Linked DNA regions of Mus musculus: regions 1 and 3 are each linked to region 2. A link is a loop called in an ENCODE intact Hi-C map of the cell type or tissue named here. Cell type or tissue: left cerebral cortex. All regions are shown on one strand. Links, peaks and the distances in the headings refer to the core of each region. The heading gives the core; the rest is flanking DNA.

Region 1 (8,394 bases), core at 2,268-4,767, 200 kb before region 2:
GTTTGCATCCTGTTTGTCTATGTCTCTCTGTTGGAAGGCTGGATATATGTCTTTATCCTTCTAAAACAGTGCCTGGCATGGTGGAGAGACATCATAAAGATGTATTGTATAGATGTATTCATTGTTAAATTTAAGGTTTAAATTTTCCATTCAGATTTTGCAAATGCAGTAAATATTACATAAAAAATAAGTGTTTATTACAGCCATATTTCCACCAGCTCCGATCATGGTATGGATTTCTTAGGCACCGTTACTTTGTATTTTACTGAAAAGACCACCAAAATGAGACTCAAGAGGCTGACATTCTACCTCAATGATGTCACTCACTAGCTGTAAGACACTGGCACTTTGGGCCACATCCAGAATTTTATCTCAGGATGAAAAAAAATGAGTGCAAAAACAAAAACAAAAACTCAAGTATGAACTGAGATGCTCACAATCCGGAGATTATGATAGCAAACCCTGAGAGGAAAGTCACGCTGCAGAGCTATGGCTATGCAGACGCTGTCTCTCTAGTAAAGTCACATGAAAGCTCTATTTGAAACTGATGACCATATACTAGTTCTCATTTATCTAAGGGGTTGCTTTCAATTGCTCATGGCCAAATATGATGCAAAGATACCAAGTGGAAAATTGCATGCATAAACTTTTAAATCGTGTTTTAAAGGGTTCATCAGTTTGAAGAGAATGGTACAGAGTATCCAGTCTGGTTTGTCAAAGTTGTGAATTACCCCCTTGTCCAGAGTATAGATGCTATTATATGTAGCTGTCCTGTAGCCTCTTAGTAGATACCATATATTATCAGATTTTGTTACATTATTGCTGTGTTTGTGCTCAAGTAATCTTTCTTTTACTTAATTGTGGCCCCAAAGTGTGAGAGGTCTCAATCTGGTTATTTGCATATGTCAATGAAAGGTCATGAAGTATTTCCTTTACTCGAATTAATGATATGATACATAGACAGAGACCACACTTACAAAATTTTATTACAGTATGTTTTCATAATTATTCTATTTTGTTATTATAGTGGCTCATTTTCCAGTACTTATTTATAAATTAAACCTTATTATAGGTGGGTATAATAAAACTTAGTATCTACAGGGTTAGGAACTATCTGTGCTTTCAAGTATTGGCTAGGGACTAGGAAATATCCCCTTGCAGTACAGGAGACAGTTATATTCATTTCGCTATTTACTTACCAAACAGTTCTTGAACACTTGCCCATCTCAGACATTGTTCTAGGTGCTGACAATACAGCCATGAATGAAATGGGAAGCATTTCTACCCTCATCAACTTGTATCCGATGGAGAATACAATAGAGTAAACATGCTACATCAAGATGACTTCAGTTGTAGGCAAACACTATGAAGGATGCTTTGTATATGTTGAAAGGTTTGGGGGACCATCATTTTGTAGAGCTTTCTATAGTCCATGGTAGGGTTATTCGATTTTATTTTATATGTGACAGAAACTGCCTTGGAGAATTTTGAACAGAGTCAAATCTTCTATGTCATAACAGTGTGGGAAGAAGATTAAGGGGGGACAAAAGTGAAGCAAAGAAACCATTTGGGAGGCTTTGCAGAAATTGAGGTAAGAATGAATGACAACAGAGTAGTGGGTGTGGTAGCAAATTTCTTATATCTGAAACGCTGTAAAATAAATCCAATGCAAGAGGTTGGTATAGTGGATTCAGTGGAGTACTGGAAGAAGGGGACACCTTTTGCAAACAGATGTAATGCATTTGGATAAAGCTGAAGTTCAGAGTAGAGTCTGAAGTACAGAGGTGAGGGGGTTCCAGGATCTGAATGAATGGTATTACCTGTGTCATATGGATGGCTTCTGACTGAGAAGTAGCTTCATAGCTCTAAGTCCTGGGGTGATCTATACCAAATATGCCAAGTACTGAGCCAGATTGGGTACAATGAGAACTGCAAGTCTCTGGTGCAGAACACAGTGGAGTCAGGGGAACACTTGATTCAGGCATGTTAAAAATGGATGGAGTTGTTTAAAAAGAACATTGATGGGGGAAACAATGCAAAGATTACAAACCAATTAAAAGACATTGGTAGTTAGAAAGGGGCAGCTCTTAATTGGAACCAGAGACCATCTGAATCCAAATATTGATATGGAAGTTGATTTTAAAAGCTACCCCTCCAAATTCTCACAGCCTAAGCTGACTTTAAACTATGTAGCCGGAATGACCTTGAGTTTCTGAATTTCAGATCCTTCTGTTTTTACCCTCCATGCACTGAGGTTACATTTGGGTCTTTAACATTCAGATCTTGCAAGTACAGTCAATAATAGACAAAACAAAGTATTCATTAAACTGTATTTTTAACCAGTCCCTAACATGACATGGCTATCCCTTATGTAGTACTGGGGTTGTCTTATATGTATTATTCTAGGCAAGCTCTCCACCCATGAACTTATCTTTGGGTGATGGCTAATCTTTAGAAGCAGAAAGACTGAGTGGCATTTTCTTGTGGCTGCCCAGATAAAAGGACATGAAGAAAGGAAACTGCTCTTTGGTTGCTTGCTCTAACACTCACTGGCAACTTCATCTGTACCACTGCTGTGCCATTCCTTTGCCAGTATTAGAACCAAACTTCTTTGGGATTCCAACATGGACTGAAGACCTGTGGCTCTCCAGGAATCTTCCAGGTCTCCAATGCCAGGTGGGGGTCTGTTGAGACATCCAGCCTCTTAGACTGAGCAACTACAGGATTCTCAGCCTTTCAGGGCTGAGACAGCCATTGCTGGACTACTTGAACTGCATCTTGTAAGTCACTCGGATAAGTCATATATACATATATATCCATGTGCATACACACATTCATTCTATCAGTGTAATAACCCCTAGTACACTTTCAGTAAGATAATAAATCTGTGGGTATAGGAAAAAACGAAGAGCCCTTACCTTTTAGAGGTTCATACCAGACTAGAGACAAAATGATGGGGCTCATATAACTATGGAAGTTGGTAGTGAGTAGACTCTTCTTTTGTTTTTATGCCTGCAATGCTCCACATATTTAAAGGAAGAAACTGAGACATTCTTGTTTGTGAAGCAGAGCTGTTTATCTTACTTTTAGTTTGCAACACTGCATCTTACGACTCCCATATCATCTGTTAACAACTCTTCTCTCTCTCCTCCCTCCCCCTCCTCCTCTCCCTCAGGGAAAGGCCAAAATGGAAATATTTCTTGCTAGTCCTGATGGCTCATTTCTATACCTCTGGCTTTCCAGAGGCTGGGAAGAGACATCTGAAGCCAGCCTGGGCTACACAGTGAAATTACCCACTCCCTCCATTTTAAAAAATTATATTAAGTTTTTTTCACTTGTCAATTTGTGGAAGGATTGTTATAGACATCTTTGAATTCCTAAATGAAAATAAAAGTGAATGGAAGGGGGAAAATGAAGGTTTAGGATGTTATTCTTAATCATGTTCACAAATATCTCCATATATATGAATATATCATAGAGTACAATCTTGCTTTTAAAAAACATTTTTGATGATTACATTAGTATAATTTTTAAATATATTGCTTATCTGTATTTTCTGACTTTTACATAAGGCAAGTATTTAATTTTAAAAGTCTCGTATAAAAGTGGGGGCTGCAAGGAATGGAATTACTAGAGAGTACTTTCTTCTACTAACAAAAAGTACGAAGAAGTATTCTCCTGACCTGACCAAGAAACCAGACAGCGGATCTTTCCCGAGAGAAGCAGGAGATGCGAAAGTGCGCATGTGCAACATCTTTAGGGCGGGAGTAGGACCTGCTATAGGACAGCCTTGGTAGCCAATGAGAGGCCCGCGTCAGAGGCTTCTTCCTGAGAAGGCAACCGGAACTTGTGCTTCCGCTGCGCTGAGGAAAAGTCACTACCGGAAAAGCAAGAAAGAGCTGAGGTGAGCGGGCGGCGGCGGTTGGCGACCGCAGCCTAAGTCTGTCTCTCCGCCCCCGCGGTTGCGTCTCTCCCGGCGTGGAGCGCCGAAGTCCGGCGCGGGACAGCCTGGGACGCCCGGGCTAGCCTTCCTCCCGGTTCCTCCGCGAAGCCTCCCCGGGGCCTGAGGCAGGCGGCCGGCCGAAGGTACACCGAGTACCGCTCTCTCCGGACGACAAGCCAGACGGGAGGTTGGGAGGTCCGAGTTCTCGTCCCCACGCCACGGGCTTTTATAATGTCGTGGTCTTAGCCTGCCCTGTCGCCATTGGTAAAGTGACAGTAGCCGCCTGGGAGCGCGGGGGCTGGGGGAGGGGAGCGAGAGCCTGGGTCGGAGCCGGATTCATCCTGTACCAGACTTTCCGCGGGGACCCAGTCACGGGGACAAAGTGAGCCAAGTGTCTGAGCTTGCGGACCCCCCCCCTCCCAAAAAAAAAAGCACCCACGAGACACTGGATCTTGTTAGTGTTAGCGAGTCACGACCTCCAGCGGCTTTGAAAAGTTCAGTTTGAACCGGTAATGGGCGGTTTCTGTAAGGTGGCCCGCTCTAACGCGGGATGCCCAAGTTACGGGGGTTTGCACTTGCGCCCGAAAAAACTAATGCGGATTCCCGTTGTACAATTCACCCCCTTCTGCACGTTGGGAATTGGCTTCTTGTCTCTATAGTCAAATTGGGAGTAGTCGTACCGTCCTGATGATTGGAGTGAGGATGCGGATCTGTCACTTACTAAAAACCTTCGGGAAACTGCGGGTTTAGTGTGGGTGTGGCTAAGGGAAGCGCAGATCCCCAACTTCAAAAGCCTTCGGGGGATGAAATTTAGGCCAGGTGTTGACTTGAAGTGGCTACAAGTAGACTTTCGTGTTCTAGGTATATACACCCTGAATTAGCTCTAACAGTTAGACAATCTGAAGAATTTGGAGTTGCTTCCCTCAGATTTAAGGTATTGGCAGTGTACATCAGTGTGAGAAAGCACTCAAGAATCTTCTCATTGTATAATGTACTTAAATTGGAAAAAGCAAAGGTTATTTTGACCATATATGTTGGGATTTAGGTTTTAAATTTATGTAGAAAAGATGTAAAAATTGCTAATGTGTTAAGAAAACTGTACTATACTAACTCTACTATACTGTAAGATGTGGCTTCCTTCAGAAACCTTGGAAAATATTTGAAATATGAAATTTAACAACGGTGTTTTGTTATAGTTGTTTGTTTGTTTGTTTTTTTGAGACAGAATTTCTCTGCGTAGCCTTGGCTGTCCTGGAACTCACTCTGTAGACCAGGCTGGCCTCGAACTCAGAAATTCACCTGCCTCTGCCTCCCAAGTGCTGGGATTAAAGGCGTGCGCCACCACTGCCCAGCAACAATGGTGATTTTTGTCAAGATGTAAAGAGAGTTTTAAGTGTTTGGGTTTGGAGACCACTGTACAGTAAAAAGGAAAGTGAACGACATGAGATTAATAGATACCATATGTAGTTTGATTATGGGAAAGAATAATAAATAAGGCATATGACATTTGCATATAAATGTTCTTTTCCAGAGTAGGTTCCAACATATGCCTACCAAAAGGAGTCAGACATGAAAAAATAGTATATCATGTACCATATAAAAGCACCCTAAATACAGACCCTTTTTCCTTAGTTCTCAGAATATGTTTGTTCTTTGAGAATTTTATACACACACACACAAACACACATGTGTTTTGATCATACCCGCTTCCACACTCCTCTAATACCTCACAGACCACTACCATATCTTACTCCCACTTTTATATATTTTAAAAATATTTACTTAGTTTTTAAAGATGGATCTTTAGCACCGGCTGGCCCAGCCTCACTGTGTAGTCCAAACTGGCCTTGAACTTAGAGCTATCGAGCTTCTCAGTCACAGGGACTACAGCATGACCCATCATGACTACAGCGGGAACCATCATGCCCAGTTTAGGTCTTTTTAAAAAAATGTTTAAAAATAACAGTAAATAAAGTCCTCTGCCAAACCTGTGGTGGACTCTGCTGCTTGTTTTTCCACTTTGTATGCTTTACATTTGTCAGATTACCTAGAATATGTGAGTCCTTAGTGCTAGCATCCTTTTCTAAACAAGCAGAGCAGATCTTACTTCACCATCACGTGAAGTCTGGCAGGCAGCAAGAGTGCTCTTTAACAGGTGAGAAAGACTTGAAGAGATCAAAAAAATAGTAGGGTTTCTAAGTGATACTGTTTTGTGTTCTCAGAATTTCCTTCATAGACAAAGTTTGCATATCTCGACTTGGGTGTATAGTTAGAGATATTAGGGCAACAAGGCTCTCACTTCTGTTATCTTCACTGCAATAAACATAACAATTCAGCATTTTTAAGTCTGATTCAGTTAAACAAACTATCTGATAAAAACCTGCAGTCGTGGGTGAATACAGTTAAGAGTCAGGACACAGCAGGCCGTAGGACCAGAGCAGTATTGTGAAGAAGTCATGGTACCTGGGAGTCAGTGACTAAGTAGTTTAAACGGTGATTCTGCAGTAAAAATGACCTTGCCATTGTCCACTGTGAGTTACAGAACCTGTCTTTACACTTGAATGTTAGAATCATAATTGTGGTGCTATCACAAAGTAGACAAAGGGCAAACCTTTTGGAAGGCAGAGTCTTTGGTGTGCAACTTTCTGTACCTTCCTTGCTCTATCCCATTAGCCTAACAAGGAAGTTTTTTTGTTTTTTGTTCTCCCCCCCACCGTCAGATCTTCATAAAGCTTTGCTTTATTTTCTCTTTGCCAGGATCATCTGTCCCTATCGGGTGAGTTAGCACACCTGTTGTCTTGGGTGGTCAACACGTTCTCAATTTTCAAGGTGTATTTCCTATCAGGAAACTTGAAGATAATATGGTCTGAACCCACAGTGAACTTCTGAACATCGTAGTTGTGTTGATCAGGCTGCTCTGGTCTTAGGTTGGTACTTTTTTCTCTCATCAGTGAAGTTTCATGACACAGTAACAAATGTCACAAGACCCTCTCCCTCCCTCACACCCTGCCCTGCTCTTCTCCCCCCCCCCCCCCCAGTATACTTTGCCCGGTCTGTTTTTGAGAAATTGACAAGTCTTCCGTGCTCTGGAAGGATTGTTTTGTTTTTGTCATTACTGGTATTGTGGGTGCCTGTCTTCCACTGAAATGTGGCCTATATCTGAAGATTTTTCCCGCAAGCCCCAGTAGATAGAGAGCTAATGTGGGCTGTCCCAGCTTCCATTTCCCTCAGACATTCTCTATAGAGGAAAAAGATGTAGCTTTTGTTTTATTAACTACTGTTGAAAACCCTGAGGAAATAAAGGAAAATACATGGATGTTAACATAATATTTAATTAGAACATAATTGATAGCTATTCACTGCTGTAAATGTTAATTTTAAAATCTAAGATCATCTTGTCTTGGACTGTGTACTGTCAGAAAAAGGAAGAACATATTCTGAAGTCACTAATTGGGGGCAGCAGGAGGAAGGTGGTGTTCATGATTCTGTTCTGAATCGTGCTCTGTTTCTTTAGGTTCTTGATTGTCTACAATGGGTGAACCACAGCAAGTGAGTGCACTTCCACCGCCTCCAATGCAGTACATCAAGGAATATACAGATGAAAATATTCAGGAAGGCTTGGCTCCCAAGCCTCCTCCTCCAATTAAAGACAGCTACATGATGTTTGGCAACCAGTTCCAATGTGATGATCTTATCATTCGCCCTTTAGAAAGTCAGGGCATTGAACGGCTTCATCCTATGCAATTTGATCATAAGAAAGAGCTGAGAAAACTCAATATGTCTATACTGATTAATTTCTTAGACCTTTTAGACATCTTAATAAGAAGTCCTGGGAGTATAAAACGAGAAGAAAAGCTAGAAGATCTTAAGCTACTTTTTGTACATGTACATCATCTTATAAATGAATATCGACCCCACCAAGCAAGAGAGACTTTGAGAGTCATGATGGAGGTCCAGAAACGCCAGCGCCTTGAAACAGCTGAGAGGTTTCAGAAACATCTGGAACGAGTCATTGAAATGATTCAGAATTGCTTGGCTTCTTTGCCCGATGATTTGCCCCATTCAGAAGCAGGGATGAGAGTTAAAGCTGAGCCGATGGATACTGATGATAACAGCAATTGTCCTGGACAGAATGAACAACAAAGAGAAAGTTCAGGTCACAGAAGGGACCAGATTATAGAAAAAGATGCTGCCTTATGTGTGCTAATTGATGAAATGAATGAAAGGCCATGAAGAATATTCCTTTTTTTCCTTTTAGTAAGTAGCATCATATATTAGTTTATTTCCTCTCAGACAGTCTTAAGAGGTATAACTAAAGATACTAAGAGACTTTTTTTCAATTGAAATGCTGTAGGTGGTAATTTAACACTAAACATAGGCCAGCAAGTATATTTGAGTAATTGCCATAAAAAAGCTGAATGTTTGCTATTGTTTGAGATAGTCCTATTTTT
Region 2 (8,394 bases), core at 2,395-4,894:
TCAGTGGGTGTACTGGCTAGTTTTGTGTCAACTTGACACAGCTGGAGTTATCACAGAGAAAGGAGCTTCAGTTGAGGACATGCCTCCATGAGATACAACTGTAAGGCATTTTCTCAATTAGTGATCAAGGGGGAAAGGCCCCTTGTGGGTGGGACCATTTCTGGGCTGGCAGTCTTGGTTCTATAAGAGAGCAGGCTGAGCAAGCCAGGGGAAGCAAGCCAGTAAAGAACATCCCTCCATAGCCTCTGTATCAGCTCCTGCTCCCTGACCTACTTGAGTTCCAGTCCTGACTTCCTTGGTGATAAACAGCAGTATGGAAGTGTAAGCCAAAAAATCCCTTTCCTCCCCAACTTGCTTCTTGGTTGTGATGTTTGTGCAGGAATAGAAACCCTGACTAAGACAGTGGGTGAAGTCACTTCATCCTGAGCTTCATACGTTTAGTCAGATCCACAAAAAAAAAAAAAAAAAAAAAAAAATCAGTCCGGCGAGGTGGCGCACGACTTTAATCATAGCACTTGGGAGACAGAGGCAGGTGGATTTCCGAGTTCGAGGCCAGCCTGCTCTACAAAGTGAGTTCCAGGACAGCCAGGGCTGCACAGAGAAAGCCTGTCTCGAAAAACAAAACAAAACAACAACAAAAAAAATTTTCCTTGATAGTTAATCAGCTAAACGACTTCCTAGTCATAGAAAAAAAAAAAAATCCCAGTTCTAAAAGCTGTCCATGTACTTGCACTGGCAAAATATCATCACATAGTCGTCTATGAAAACCCATTATTCTATTCAAACATAGATTCACTTTGCAAGAATCCACAGAACCCTACTGGATGGTTAAGTTACTCTAATGTTTCAGGGCTCAAGCACCACTGTTTAATGTCCCACGTTCAACCCCACATCACTTCTCACGTAATTCCACATGGTACAGACACTCCAAGGAACACTATCCTGACTCTTTCTCTTCAGCATAAGGCAGTAGACATCCCCACTTACCTGTACTTAGGGGAAAGTGACTTCTTGCTAGTCTCTCCTTCTGGTCATCTGCTGCCCATGAACTCTTCAGAGCTATTTATGGATGAAGACAAGTCTCTCTTGTAATTTCATCCTTATCTCCTGGCCACACTCTCACCTGTTCTTTGTAAAAACTGAGTCTCCAGTTCTCCAACCCACCCACTAGATAGCATCTGCTCACTGGAATAAACATTACAGGAGCGCCTGTGAGAGCATCACTAGTGTGCCCTGGGCTGTTTTCCATCTGCACCAAAGATCCTTACTTTAGATGTGACTGTAAGCCTGGGGGACTTCAACACCTGGACCAGCCCTCTAGATTTATAGGAAAATAAACTGCATTCCAGAAAGCAGAATGAACTGGAGAGACCAGGAATTCCTGGAATAAGGGCAGAAGGGACATCTGTCTCTTGTTATACTTCCTGGAAGGCATTAACTAACATCGTTCTAACCAATGTTTACTAGGAGCCCATAAGAATGGGGGAGTTGAAAAAAATAAATCTAGCTCATAGACTCTGTTTCCAAAGTTTAGGGAGTGCAAGCTATGGTGGTGCACTCCTTTAGTGCCAGTAATGGGGAGGCAAGAGAAGGTGGATCTGCATTGTATGGCGGCATGGCTATGCAGAGAGTTCTAGGCTGGCCAAAGCTGCTTGGTGAGAGGAGATCTTTCAAGGGCTGAAGCCAAGCTTCTCCATACCTGGGTTCAGCATTCAGTTGTTAATAAATTGTCCAAGGAGGCTCCCGAAGTGTGGGAGTTGTATAAAATAGGAAACTGGATATGACTACTTTCCCATCTTTCAACTAGAGGGTAAAATGTTGTTCAAGAAAGCATTTCCAGAACAGTTGTGAAATTTGACAGTGTCTTTACTCCTACAAACCAAATAAGTAAATCAACCAACCAACCAACCAACCAACCAACCACATATAGTCTTCTTAAAGATGCTGAGGACAATGTCATAAACCTGTTTCAGGTAAAACGCCTGGATGATCACCTTCTGAGTGACTGGAAGCTGCCCTCACACCCATTTGCCAGGAGAGACATGATGGCTTGGGGAGATTTAATAATAGTAGGCTTTACTGAATGGACTTAGGATAATCATTTTACTTTTCATTTTGGTGCTATGTGCTGTGATTTTTGTTTTGTTAGGAGAGGGTGTCTCATGATGTAATGCAGGTTGGTCTATCATTCCTTTGTATCAAAGACGATCATGAACTTCTGATCTCTCTTCCTGCACTCCTATTGGGATCACAGGTGTGTTCTGTTTCCTGGGTTTCTGCATAAGGATCTAAGGCTTCATGTATACCAGGCAAGTGCTCTAAAACAGCTACAGACACAGCTGGGATTATAAATTTGTACACACACACACACACACACACACACACACACACACACTGTACTTGTTTTCACTATTTCAGCCACACGGGCTTCCTGTCTGCTTCTAAGATTTCCCATATTCTCCTGGTCCAGATACTTATCCCATGGCTGGTTCCTTTCTTAGAACACTTCTCTCTCATGAATTGAAAAGCTCCCTCAGATCTTCCAGTCTCAAGGTGCAATTTTAGCCTCGGTCTATATCAACATCCCTAGTCTACTTCCTGTCTTGGATAGCTTATTTCAAAATAACCCTTATCTTACAAGTAATCACTCAGGAGGCTACACAAACTCTTAAGACCTCTTTTTAGTAGCTTTATATCTAGCCTGTATATTGTTGGGGTTGGGGGAGGTTGTTATAGAAATGGCCCCTGTCTCTCATTCTCAGTTATCAGTCTGCAGGTCATCTATCCCACTGCAAGATGTTTCCCTGCACATAGCAGCACAGGCAGCAAAGATTGTGGACTTCATGGTTTCCAGAGGTAATGAACATCAATGTGGAGTGGCATGGATCTTGGAGGTCTTTCTAGGAGACTTAACCCAGAAATCAACCATTCTTCATCTCAGATGTCCTGTTGCTCAGAGTCAGGGTGATCCTGTGGTTAGGCAGTGTTTCCAGGGGGTAGGCTGCTATATACCATCTTGTTCTTAATGGCCACTGTTGTGCTGATATTCCAGGCTAAAACATGTGTTTGCGGCACATAGGCAGCTCCTGGACAGGTTTCCTCGCCCCAGCAGGGTGAGCAACATGAGAAGTGGTGGTGGTGGTGGTGGTGGTGGTGGTGGTGGTGGTGGTGGTAGTGGCTGTGGCAGAAGGGGCTGCACGCTGCTGTCAGGGTCAGTGGTAGAGCAGTGGCCACAGATATTGCTAGGGGAAAGATGGCACAGTGGTGGCCTGAGCCTCCTGACACCCCAGAAGCCCACTCTACTCTGCAGGGACATGCTCCTCTGTTCCCAGGCTATACTTACAGACCTGTCACCACCACTGAATCTCTAATTCTGCTTCTCTTTGCTAGGAATGCCATTTCATTCAGCAATGTTCTTCCCTACTTCCCCAAAATCCTATCTCCTCAGAGTGAATTTTCCGTATTAAAAGTGTCTATGTTAGAGAGACACTCAGTATGGTTATTACGTATAACCCCAGAATTCCAAATTCCCAGGCTTTACAACAATGAGCAATGATATCGCCAGAACTGGCTCCACCTACTGGCTCAGGCACAGAGGTACAACCTCCAGTCTTAACTGATAGTTGTTGAGGTCTGTCCTGACTCTGAGGGCAAGGCTAGACTCTCTCCCTCTGTGTGCTCAGTCTGAACCCAGCCTCCTGCTGTCTGTTCCACCTAGTGCCTGGTCTGCATCCTTCCCAAAGCTGTATCTCTGGGCTTTTCCTCAGTGAAGACTGGAAGGCTCAACTGAGGCCTTGTTTCAAAATGGCTTCTGTGTGAGGCCTTTGAGTTACAAGTAGGAAAATGGGATTCTTCTCTCCTGCTGACTCATCACCCAGAGGAATCAGCTCAATCAAACCCACAGCTGGGTTCAGGGCTTGTGAGGGCTGTGGACCTGTCCTGTGGTAGGACTGCCCATCTCTGCTCCTGCTCACCTTTGGAAGCTCTTTCTTCTCCCTCTGCTTCCTGGGAAACTGCAGGGATGAGACCCAGGCTTTTGCTCACTTCTCTGCATCAAGTGCCCCTCTCTTCCCCCTTTCAGGGACCCTTTCATTCCCTGCTGCACTTCTGAAGCTCTGTGATTCCTTCCCTGGGAAATGGCCTGTATTTTCTTATTCTAATCAACTTCTTTCCAGGCTCACAGAGAGGCAGTCTCTAATCTTCCTCTAGACTTCCTGGAAGTCTCTGCACTCTGGATACCTAAATCAGCTGAAAACTCATCTGACATATGCAACAAAATATCTGCACATGAATACTCACAGTAGTTAGCTCAGTTTCCAGAACTTGGAAACTTATAAAACTGTCTGCTACAGCACATGAATCAACAAGCTTTAGTATCCTTCAGCAATAAATTAAATGGTATTCATTATAGTCTGGAGCTGTGCTGGCCATGGTCATGCACACATTGTCTCTCAAGGTACTGAGGCAGAAGGATCTCAAATTAGAGGCTCACCTACTGTACAGGAAGGACCTATCTCAAAAAAGTAAAACCCCAGTGCTATTGAGATTGCACAGCTGTTAGGGCCATTGCTGTTCTTACAGAAGACACCGGTTCTATTCCCAACACCCATGTGAGGTGCTGCATTTCTGGTTCCAGGGGATTGGACACTATTTTATGGTCTCTATGGCAGGCACACAGACACACACACAGACACACAAGTGAAACTCTTAAAAAACAAACTAGAACCACAAACAAACAAACAAACAAACAAAAAACTACAGTTGAGATTTAGGAGACGGGGGATGACTGGATAGCTTCTTCAGAGTGAGGACAGATATCATCAATTATCAAGGAGACTGGAGTTTGGTACCCCTGAGCCTGAGACAATGAGTGAAGCAGATTCTGGAGGGAACTATTGTTCATTGTAAAGACTGGGAATTTGGCACTTCTGGGGTTTTTCCATGTCCTGTCACACACTATTCGCTATGAAGCAATAGTGGTTGATCTCTGTTATCATACGTTTGTCAAAACTCAGAATTCACAGAAGCAAGAGAAAGAGACTCTGGACTTCAGGTGACAATTGTGCCAAAACTGGTTCATCAGTCTTCATATCTGTGCCACAATGATGGGAAATGCTGATGCTGACAAGGTCTCTCTCCCTTCTCCTCCTGCTTCCTCTCCTCTCTCTTCCTCTCCTCCTTCACCCATCTCTTCCTCTACCAACCCCTTCTCTCTTGCTATATCTCATTCTCTTTCTCACTCAGCATGTGTATATGGCTGTGTATGTTGAGGAAGGTGGTGTTGTGTCCGGCCAGTAGATCACAACTTGGGTTCTAGCCTGGAAAGGCATTTTGGAAACCTGGAAGAGAAGAGGGGCTGGGCTGCGCGAGATAAGGAAGGAACCAAGACAAAGGTCTCTGCTCAAGGTTCAATTTTTACTATTTCGGCACTCCGTTTTTGAAGGAAGCGGGAGGGGCCCAATTCCCACCAAATAATCTTGGAGTCCAGTAGCAGGGTGATCACGTGATGGCTTCGGAACAGCAAAGCCGAAGGTTCCAGCAGTGGGTGTGGCAGAAAAATTGAGCGGGAAGCTCCACCCCTGAGCAAGCAGGTTTCAGGCTGGGGGAGGGGAGACTACAGGTGGTTTATAAAAAATTCTCTGTACTTTCCACTTAGTTTTGCTGTGAGCGTAATACTATTCTTAAAAACAAAATTTCCTAAAAGTTATGATTGGGTTATCATCAAAATATTTTTAGGTTACTGCAGGTGCAAAAACTGGTGAAGATGGCCAGCATCCTGAAGTGCAGGACAGGGGTCACCTTAGAGCATCTCCCCACAGCACACTAGGTGCTACATCCACTCCAGTAGTGACTCGCTTGGCAGGCCTAAAAACCTGGAAGCAGTCCTGAGGCAAAGAGTTTCAAGGAAACTCAGCCTCCTGGAACCTTGGCATTCTCATAGCTAGGAATGGCCCAGATTTGTCCCTGCAATACCACGGAGGGTCTTGCATGCTTTCTTACAGTATTTTACTGGAGAGGACTTAGAAATCTCAGAGCAAGTTTAGTAAAGTATACTTAGATTCTTCATTACAGCCAGGTATAGCAGACTACATTGCATATTAGAAGCAAGTTGGTGAATTCTTCTGACAAATGGAGATTCCCTACAGAAACTTAAAAGAACAGCCAAGTTACCTCCGTATGCAAGAATTTACTAAGGCCTAGGAAATAGGGGGGTTGTGATATTGTATTATTCATGAGAAGGTCAGCTAGAGCAGAGCCCCCTGGTACTAGCTTTCACAAGGCTCAAAGGAGTAGCACAAATTGTGACTAGGGTGTCATCAGCTGACCCTAGGCAGAGCTGTTTTATCTTTACTGTAAATATTACCTGGTTCCTGTAAGTCCTTTTGAGGTTATTCCTCTGTTTTGTGTCAGATAACTTCGATGTACTTTGCTTGCTGTGACATCCTACCCCTTTGTTTTCTGTATTATATAAGACTTTGTTCACTTTGTGACATTACACTCAGATTCAACACATTCTCTCGTTACGTATCTGTTTGTCATTCGCCAACTCCTTCACTCACTTGCCACCAGAGACCCTTTCCACGCAGATAGGAGACCCAAAAGGGGGATAGTTTGCGGCAAGTGGGAATTTCTTTTTTGCCTCTACTTTTTTAGTGGTCTTTGTGATGAATCTTTGAGTCCTTTGAAGGCCCAGGGACAGAGTCAGCTAACAGCTGTGCACCAGTTTCCTGGGGAGCCTCACAGATGCATGGGAGCACTCAGACTTCCTGTTCCCAACACTACCTCCTGGAAGCCAGACCTGGGCCAGACCTGCTCTCACTCACCTCACGCCCTGACCACGACTTGGTTGTACACCTGCCCTCACCCATTGTTGGTATTGTGCTATTCCATTTTGTGCATTTTATGTTCTTCCAGAGGACTTATTCAGACATCAAGAAGGCATTCTGTCCTCTGAGTCTCCCTAGGTCAGTGGGTTTTAGTCTGAGCCACCACATAAATCACCCAGAGAAGTTGAACACTTAGGACACCAGTATCTGACAACTTGAGACTGCAATTAGTGGGTCCATGGACAGTTTTCAGCTCTCCAGATGACTCAGCTGAGGGGCCAAAGTGACAAACTATAGGACTTGATGAGGCCTTGATATTTTCCCAAACTCCAACACTCTCCTCCAGCTATTCGCAAAGATAAATTAAGAAGAATGAATAAGACACGTGTGAAAAAGTTTAACTTCTAATATTGTGCTTGGAAGCATTTATGAACCTCAAAAGACCACCAAGGAGCCAAATAACAATATGATCCCCTTAGGGTCTCTTTATTTTACACTGGAGTTTGGCCTTACTCACTGCTAAGCATAGGATGGTTTGGTGAAGCAACTCTGAACCCTCATTTGGAAAGAGTTTTACAGTAGAATAGGAGCAAGTGAGGGGTGTCCAGTCTGACGAGCATCTAACAGAATGAGTACTGTCAGCTCTCAGGTGGGTGCTCTGAAGCAAGACCATGGCAATCACAAATGGTCGGAAAGTACATCTGAAACAGTCAGACTAATCTTTGATTGACTGTTGCTAGGAAGTAGCTAGGGAGTAACTCTGGGTTATGGGCGAAGGACAGGCCGTGGGGTCATTCCTGGTACTTGGGTGTAGCTTGGGTTTAGTTTAGGTCATTTTCTTAAGATTTTTTTTTTTCTTTTAAGATGGAGGCTAAGATGGAATAGGTTTGACCTCTCAATACTACTTTTAAAACCAAGCTGTAGACCATATCTCCTGTGCCATCATGATCCAGTCTTTCTAGGAAAGCTACAAATCAGGGCTGTCATTGCTAAAACCCTCCTTTGATGTATACTTATTGCAAATTTAAGAAATAGAAAACACTGTGGTTTAAACACAGTAATTTTTAGAGCAGATGAGGGAAGCTCTATTATGCTAATCAAGAATGCAACAATCCACTATCTGACTTTGCAAAAAACCCAAACCTATACAAAAAACCCAACACCTCCCAAAATAGAAAAACAAACAGCAACCCAACAACCAAACAACTAACCAACCAACCAGCCAAACAAACAGACACGTATTCATTTCCTTGAATTCTTTAGGACAGCACTGGGAATGTAGACTGAGAACCAGCACCCTGGTCTCCTTGGATACCAGGGCCTTAATGTCTCTGCTCTGGTGTCAGGGATCACTCAGACTGAAATACAAATGAAAACCCTTTAGCCAATCTGCTCTTCTAAACAACCAAAGTGCAATGGAGATATCAGTACAACAGCTTTAGTTAACTCTTGGAAAACTAAATATTTTATTTTATTGTGACAAACTGATTCATTACAAAAAAAAATACATTGTCTTTCTGAACTAATTTTAAATATAAACACGGCCTGAAGACAATTTAGAAATTTA
Region 3 (8,394 bases), core at 1,918-4,417, 180 kb before region 2:
TGAGTGTCCATATAATAGAAAACGGACAAGGGCCTTGCACTGTCCAATTGACATGAGCTAGAGGAGAGAGAGAGAGACAGAGACAGAGAGAGAGAGGGAGAGAGAGACAGAGAGAGACAGAGAGAGAGACAGACACAGAGAGAGACAGAGAGAGAGAGAGAGGGAGAGAGAGACAGAGAGAGAGAGAGACAGACAGAGAGAGAGAGACAGACACAGAGAGAGACAGAGAGAGAGAGGCGTCAAATGAGGAAATGTCTCCATGAGATCCAGCTATAAAGCAGTTTCTCTATTAGTGATCAATGGGTCAGGGCTCAATCCATTGTGGGTGGTCCCATCCCTGGGCTGGTGGTCCTGGGTTCTAGAAGAGAGCAGGCTGAGCAAGCCATGTGAGGCAAAGCCAGTAAGCAGCACCCTTCTGTGGCCTCTGCATCAGCTCCTGCCTCCAGGATCCTGCCCTGTTTGAGTTCCTGCCCTGACTTCCTTCAGTAGTGAACAGCAATGTGGAAGTGTAAGCCAAATAAACCCTTTCCTACCTAGCTTGCTTTTGGTCATGGTGTTTCAACCCAGCTATAGAAACTCTAACAAAGACAGTTCTGGGAGATGGCTCAGTGGGTAAAGATAACTTAACCATCAAGGCAAAAACTTGACTTTGATCCCCAGGACCCACAGGTAGAAGGAGAGAGCTGACTACAAGTTGTCTTCTGACATACATGTTGGTACTCTGTACCAAAAAATAAGTGACTAAAAATTATAGCAACAACAATAAGAAGATGAATTAAATAACACTTCAGTTTTTTTTTTAAATAAATGACTCAATAAAACACTGACTATTGCTTTAGGCAATACTCATATGTATGGGCAAAAACCCTTCAAGGACTGTAATTTTGAAACTATGAAGTATTTCCATAGTGGGGTCTATTTTTCCCCCTCGTATGTTTATTGCTAAATGTTGTCATTTATGATGCAGATTCTGTGTTTTAACATGACAAAAAAACCCACTAAGAAGAAAAAAAATAAGATGAAAAAATTCAGAACTGAGTGCCTCACAAACAGACCAAGGACGAGGTGGTCTCTATAGACTCTTCCATGGCTGCGCTTTAGTAAATTTAAAAAAAATCAGTGTTTTACAGCATTTCTCACAGAAATGGGCACCGTGGGACATATATATAAAATGCCAGTACTTGGGCAGTAGAGGCAAGGGGGATGAGAAGTTTGAGGCCAGCCTGGGCTACATAATGAATTCCAGGTCAGCCTAGGTTACATCAGACCTCATGTCAAACAAAACAGAACCAAGCAGGACATAGCAAAGCGGTAAGAGTTGGTTTCAGCAGCAATTCTAGGTCCTGACAGTAAATGTGACAAGACACAGAACTTCACGCTGGTGCACTAGGAACCACACCCAAGAGCCTTAGTCAATATGCAACCCCCCCCCCCCACACACACACACTTCAGGTTTAATCCTCTCTCCATTATACAGAAATGTATTTTGCAAGTTGTTCATATTGATATACGCTGACAGAAAAGACATTAAATTCATGCAACATAATTTATAGAGCAAGCCTAGGGCTCAGGGGACTTGTAATTACTCTAAGCACACGCCTTGGATCTGCCATTCTCTTGAGTCTCTGTTGTCTGTAGAACAAGGACATTAAATAAGCATCCCTTGAGTAGCCCTCACTCCATGATTCTGTGGAAGTTCACACACTGAGCAAGTTAGATGTCTTAGCAGGGTTTCCCAGCAGATATTTAGATTAAACACATTTAAGGCATAAAGACAAGTGGAGGGGGCTCTCAGGAAGGGCTGACACAGCGGAAACCCACCAGGTTTTCAGAAATTACACAGCCTGGGCACTGACTTCCCTCTGTGGGAAAACTTTGGTTTTGAAGGTGTCTAGATAAATGTCACTCGTTAATGGCTGAGAGTGCTAAAGTCTTAAATGGCCATAAATGTCATGGCTGGAACTTAATGCATTCTGGCGATTCATGTTCAAAGTCCCCCTTCCGTCCAGGGGAACAGAGGGAATTCCTCATGTATATGCTATGGAATGCAACGGAATACAGAAGTCTACTCAGTTCTCTGTCCAAACGGTGGGCCAGAAGCATCGCGGCAGGAAGTATGTGTTTCCTAAGTAGAAGATTTTGAATGTTTGAAGGTCAAAGTCAGAACGACGGCGAAGCTCCACATACACTACTGACACAACTTCTTCAGTATTGTTAACAGAGAATGGCAATGTAGCTCAGGCTGGCCTCATAGTCAGTGACCCTCCTAACCCAGCCTCCTGAGTGCTGGCATTGCCAGTGTGCACCCACCACCTGTAATGGTGTTTTGATAATCTCCTTACTTCATAATACCACTATAAACAAGAAACGCCAGATACAGTATCCTGATAGATTACATTCTAAAGTGTATTAGACCAGGGATGACAGCTGAGCTCTCAAGTTGTCCATAGATTAAGGCTATAACAATTATCACTTTATGTATTTACTCAGCTACCTAGTTAATTAGTTAATTTTTTTTCCAGACAAGGTTTCTCTGTGGAGCCCCTGCTGCTTTGGAATTTGCTCTGTAGACTAAGCCTGCCTCAGAGTCAGAGATCTGCCTGCCTCTGCCTCCCACGTGTCTCAATGAAAGGTATACACCGCCATGCTGAACTTCACTGATTTATTCTTTAGCTCCCAGTCCAGCGTCTGGTTCAAAGCAGGTGCTTCAAGAACATTGGTCACAGGCCTGATTAATGGAGAGTGACCTGACTACACCAGAACACATGAGTGACATGCTGAGGATTTTGTTCCCTGATAACTGGCCTGGTCTGTACATGGACCATCTCGGGCTATTTTATCTGAGATCATTGGAATACTCTCTCCTCTTGCCATGACTAATGCTTTTCTATCTCTGAAATATGACTTCCTTTTTGTTGATTCATGTAATAAACCTCAGAGTGCCTTGCAGGGTGTATCTAGTGTGTCATTACACAGAACTGGAACATTCTCTGATGTGACTAGATTAACAGTACTAACGTGGTAATCACTGGAGGTCAGACATCCTGGGGAGCAGGCTGGCCTCTGTGGGTGTGGTTAGCACTCGTGATTCTGGGGACTCAGGAGTTAGAGGAAGTACCATTTTAACCGAGGAGCTAAAGCTATCCCTACACAGAGCTGTCCTTGGATTTCCCCTGCCAAGTACTCATGTTTTCAGGTCTTACCCTCAACTGTGTCCTGCTGCTGCTGCAACTACTACTTGCAAGTAAGTCTGGGCCTGGGCCTTTTCAATTGGAGGATGATTTCAGAGTGCAAGGCAAAGATACCAGGATGGTCATAGTGATGCTGTTTGTAATAGCAACCTAAATGTCCAATAATGGGGACCGGGTAAATAAATGAGACATAACAGTAACACAAGCAGTGAGCTTAATTGAAGAGCCTCATATAGACTGTTGGCATTCACAGTGCTACAGAGAAAACCAAGGCAAACAATCATGTGTGCAAGCGTTGTATGTGGACGTATTTTAATGTTTGGGCTCTAGGAAGGGAAGCCGTGAAATGTGAAGAGTTGGGAGAGGAGTCATGCTTGCAGTCATGCTTGCACATAACTTTCATGTGCTTTGAATGCATTGTCATAGATGTGTGTGTGTGTTATTATTAAGGAATTTATTTTAAACTTCAATAAAACATATGAGGAATCTCAAATATGCAAGCTACTAGTTTTGTTTTGTCAGGGGTTCTATTCATGACAGAGGGAGAGGGGAAGAGAGGGAGGGGGAGAGGGAGGAGGAGAGGGGGAGAGGGGGAAAGAATGAAGTTACCTTTCCTATGCTAATTAACAGGCAACTAGTCTAGATTAGGTGAGCTATTTTCCTGCCAACAATGCCCATTTTTCTGAATGTTAACTCCATTAGCTCTGGAGTCACATTGGCTCATAATTGGAGGGCTGTTATTCTGAAAAAGGAGGAGGGATGTCCTGTGTCAAGGACCCCACAACACACGGAAACTGAGAGAAATGCAAGTTCTCACGTCCCATCTCAGTCCAATGGAGGCACACATTTTAGGGAACGAGCCTAGGTCGCCCAGGCTGGCTCAAACTCACTACAGTTCTTCCCCAGGCTCTTTACAGGGATGACAGGCTTAAGTCATCGTTCCTGGTCTGGTCATTTCTTTTCTGAGAGACAGTTTTATCACTTTGGCTAGCCTGGAACTTGCTATAAAGTTCAGGCTGGCCTCTAGTTTAGGATTTTCCTGTCTCCACCTGCTGAGTTCCAGAATGACAGGCCTGTGCAATGTTAATAAATGTTTAAATGGGATTTTCTTCTGCCTCTCAAATCAGAGAATCATTGGCACAGCCAATCCTCCTCCCAACAGGGCAGCCATAGTTTCCTCATTTATTCTGTGATGCATTGCTTGAAGAAATGGACCCTCACTGTACTGACCTCCTTTCCTTACTTTATAGGGTCATTGGAAAATGCTTATGTGTTTGAGGTTGGTAAGAATGCCTATCTGCCCTGCAGTTACACTCTATCTACACCTGGGGCACTTGTGCCTATGTGCTGGGGCAAGGGATTCTGTCCTTGGTCACAGTGTACCAACGAGTTGCTCAGAACTGATGAAAGAAATGTGACATATCAGAAATCCAGCAGATACCAGCTAAAGGGCGATCTCAACAAAGGAGACGTGTCTCTGATCATAAAGAATGTGACTCTGGATGACCATGGGACCTACTGCTGCAGGATACAGTTCCCTGGTCTTATGAATGATAAAAAATTAGAACTGAAATTAGACATCAAAGCAGGTGAGTAGACCTTTCCATGTTATCATTGTCCGTCAGCATCCCTGTGAGTCATGAATTCATAGAAATAGAGGATGCTCACATCTGACTTCCTTAGCTACAGACCTTGGGATGGGATGGGAAGACATGGATTAATAGGCCTCCCCTGTGAAATGCAGTGGTATAGCTTCCACATGTGTTTGAACTCCAGGATATGGTCTACAGAAAAGGAAGAAAGACCTAGACCAAGGGTTCACAATCCTGCCTGATCATGAGCATCACATGGAAAGTCTCTGCTTTCTATCTATTTTAATTGTTTTTATGATATATTTTTTATCATATTTTTTCCTTTCCTCCAACTTCTGATTAGATTTTCTCCACCTTCTTACTCACACAACTTTGTGTTCTTTCTGTCTCTCAAACACACAGACACACACACAAATCAAAACTCAGAACAAACAAGCATAATCAATAATAGAAAAATATCTGACAAAACAAAGTGCACAAAATCAAATGGAGTATGTTACTTCTGGGTAAGGGACCTACTCTTGAATGTGACTGGTATGCCCAGTGACACTCCATTGGAGAGAACTGGATTTTCTATTTCCCAGCTGGCATCAATTGCAAATAGCTTCTTAGAGGAGTGGGCGCTCCGGTCTCCTTCCCCTTTCCAGTGCTGGGATTTCATCTGGTTTGAGTCTGTGCAAGTCTTATGAGTGCTATCATTGTCTCCATGAACTTATATGTAGAGTAGTCCCGTTTCCTCGAAGCTATCTATTACCTCTGGCTCTTACAATCTTTCTGTAGAGAGAATCTCTTGTGTAGTGTGTGGAGGCATCACTTGTCAAGTAAAAGCTAGTGGTCTATTAGCAAAAGGCAGGAAGTAATAGGTGGGAATTCTGGTTGAGAGTTTGGAACTCTGGAAGAGAGTCAGAGGCAAGAGATTTCATCCTGGGCTCTGAGAAATTCAGATACATGAAACTGAGAAGAGGTAACCAACCATGTGGCAGACATAGTCTAAAATAAATGGGTTATATAAGTTATGAGCCAGTCGGAGAACATGCCAAAGCTATGGTCTAGGTACTTATTCATATATAATTAAGTTTCAGAGCCATTATTCTGGAAATAAAGAGGCCAGGTAGAAAAGACTGTGGCTACAAATGGTGTCCCACATTAGGCACCAAATGTTGTTTTTAATAAAGTCTCAAATGTTCAATTTTACCAATAAAGACTAGGGAGCCAGATGCTGGGGTAATAGCCTGCTAGCTCAGAGAGACAGCGAAAGAACCCATTTGACCTTCCTCCGCAGTAGATGTCCCAAAAGAAAAAGGAAGTTCTCTCTACACTGTCTCAAAAACTCTTCAAACGGAATGCCCCTCCCTTCTACTTCCTGCGCATCTCTCTATCCATCCTCCTGACTTCTTCTCACTCTCTATGGTTTTTTCCTATGTTCACTCCCTGTCAACTGGTTGCTTGCTCTGCCTCTTGTCCTGTTGTTGACTTTATTTAATCCTGTTCACACTAAACAGAAAGCTTTCAGATTAAAGGTGTGTGCTAGGGCTGAGTCACGCCTCAACTAAAAACAGGCTTGCCCAGTAAACAACACAATCTCAAGAGTTCACAGCGTGATCAAATATCCTGCGGCATCTTTCCATCTCCTCTTGGTGCTTGCGCCCTACCTAGAAACCAGAGTCTATATAGAGATGGATTCTGAATTTTTTTCCTACCTAACAATCTATTTTAGGTAAGCCAGGAATAGAAACCACTGGGTTGTACACATGTTTTAAGAAGATGTATATGTGCGTGTTTATGTGTTTTAAGATAGGTTAGGCTTTAACATAGGGTCAGGTATGTAAAATGCAAAAGTCCCTGGTCTCACTACACCAAGCAAAGAATTTAAGAGCACATCTTTGTGGTCATGTGGAGCAGAGTTCAAACCAACTCTGCTTCTTATTAATTTTCTAATGTTGGAACATTATTTCAAGTGTATAACCTTTTCAGCTGTAACATATAGTTATCTACCATATAGGCCACTGGAAGGATTCTATAGGCTGAAGATTATACGGCAGCTTTAGTGTGACCTCTGATGGCTGGTACTTCATTACTAATTAGGCTGTAGCAATGATAAGTGCATCTCACCACTGTTAAACATCTGAAATATGTGCTACATGTAGATTTGCAGCTGAGGGTATGTGGCTTTTCATTTATTGTCGTTCAGATGTCGTCTTCTGCCCTGTCAATGTTCCCTGACATAGACTGTGCTCTTAGCAAAGCCTTGCTCTTGGATGAGTGAGATGGCTCCATGGGTAAAGGCACTTGCTACCAAGCCTGATTACCCGAGTTTTGTCTCCTCAGCTCACATAATGGAAGGAGAGAACTGATTCTTGAAAGTTGTTTTCTGACCCCCACATGCTCCCCCTTCCCAATAAATAAATGTTTAATAAATCCCCTTATCCATAATAATGTTTTCTGACTCAAGCCAAGGTCACTCCAGCTCAGACTGCCCATGGGGACTCTACTACAGCTTCTCCAAGAACCCTAACCACGGAGAGAAATGGTTCAGGTAAGACATAAACACAGGAATATGTGTTTAGTCACAGAGCTTTGAATATGATAAATAGCTAAGAAAAATCACTTTTTTTTTTTTTTTTTTTTGGTTTTTCGAGACAGGGTTTCTCTGTGTAGTCCTGGCTGTCCTGGAACTTGCTCTGTAGACCAGGCTGGCCTCGAACTCAGAAATTCACCTGCCTCTGCCTCCCAAGTGCTGGGATTAAAGGCGTGCACCACCACGCCTGGCTGAAAAATCACTTCTTTTTTCTCAGCATCTGTAGTATTGTTTGAGGTGAATGAGGTGGTGGACCACATCTTAGCCGCCTGGGTTAGGATTCTAATTCACAAACTAGCCAGGTGAACAGAGGCAAGGCTGTTTGATTCTCTGGTTCTCTGCTTCCTCTTCTGTCCAAAGAGCAGGGCCCGGAGACCACTGGATTTCCTGTCTCAGGAAAATGCCCGGCCCCTACCATGGAGAAATGATTTTGGATAGCCATAGATTTTGCTATGCAAAGGAAGAGAAATATTTACTATCGCCATTGTTTCATTTAGAAAGGCATTTAGGGCTAGAGAGATGATTCAGCTATTAAAGGCCAAGGCTCACAAATAACAATGGCTTTAACTTACTTTAAAATGTTATCACATTGTGTGTGTGTGTGTGTGTGTGTGTGTGTGTGCACGTGCGCACGCGTGTACACTCATGTGTCATGGATGGCATGTAGCAGCAAGGGAAAAATTTGGAGGTACCTGCTTTTTCCTTGAACTGTATAGGATGAGGGGATCAGACTCAGGTCTCAGGCAAGTACCCTTATACATGGAGCCATTTAGCTGGCCCTTACATAAAACTTAATTAAAAAAAAAACCCTAATAAGAAATTGTTCTCTTCTAGTTAAATATTAAGTAAACAAGCGTCTAAAAGGAAAGGCTCACAGCATCGTCTTCATTATTTTCTGATTTACTCTGAGCAGGCATGTTGCTTATATCTGGGGTTAATGGGTTGATTAGGTGTCATTCAGGGCCCTTTCTAGCAGGTTGCATAAGGAGGAACTGCAATTCTCATAGGGCACGAGGCTGAAAGCTGTCCCAGA

The links. Hi-C counts contacts between places; a loop is a spot of excess contacts. Peaks named below come from ENCODE experiments on the same cell type or tissue, not always from the same donor. Only the 100,000 strongest peaks of a DNase experiment are listed, where the experiment ranks them.
Region 1: a loop joins it to region 2, with 3 times the contacts of the local background. A loop is called at or near these places in 11 of 42 quality-filtered maps.
Region 3: it touches region 2 in a loop (2.1-fold over the local background); 11 of 42 quality-filtered maps call a loop at or near these places.

The regions. Positions count from the first base shown.
Region 1 is chr11:46,433,106-46,441,499 of GRCm38, forward strand. Med7 (mediator complex subunit 7) reads left to right here and starts at 3,856. Exons shown (of 3, transcript NM_025426.3): 1 at 3,856-4,086; 2 at 6,701-6,870; 3 at 7,458-8,394. The coding sequence starts at 7,475. The coding sequence ends at 8,176. In left cerebral cortex, for the core only: no CTCF peak of the experiment used is centred there; DNase peaks (open chromatin) are centred at 3,797 and 4,578; H3K4me3 peaks cover 1,508 bases; H3K27ac peaks cover 1,258 bases.
Region 2 is chr11:46,628,238-46,636,631 of GRCm38, forward strand. It overlaps Dppa1 (developmental pluripotency associated 1), which reads right to left and starts at 1,037. Exons shown (of 6, transcript NM_001163358.1): 1 at 988-1,037. It also overlaps the pseudogene Gm4926. In left cerebral cortex, for the core only: a CTCF peak has its summit at 3,580 (motif pointing left); a DNase peak (open chromatin) is centred at 3,584.
Region 3 is chr11:46,451,815-46,460,208 of GRCm38, forward strand. It overlaps Havcr2 (hepatitis A virus cellular receptor 2), which reads left to right and starts at 3,117. Exons shown (of 7, transcript NM_134250.2): 1 at 3,117-3,244; 2 at 4,442-4,780; 3 at 7,236-7,319. The coding sequence starts at 3,187. In left cerebral cortex, for the core only: no CTCF peak of the experiment used is centred there; a DNase peak (open chromatin) is centred at 3,053.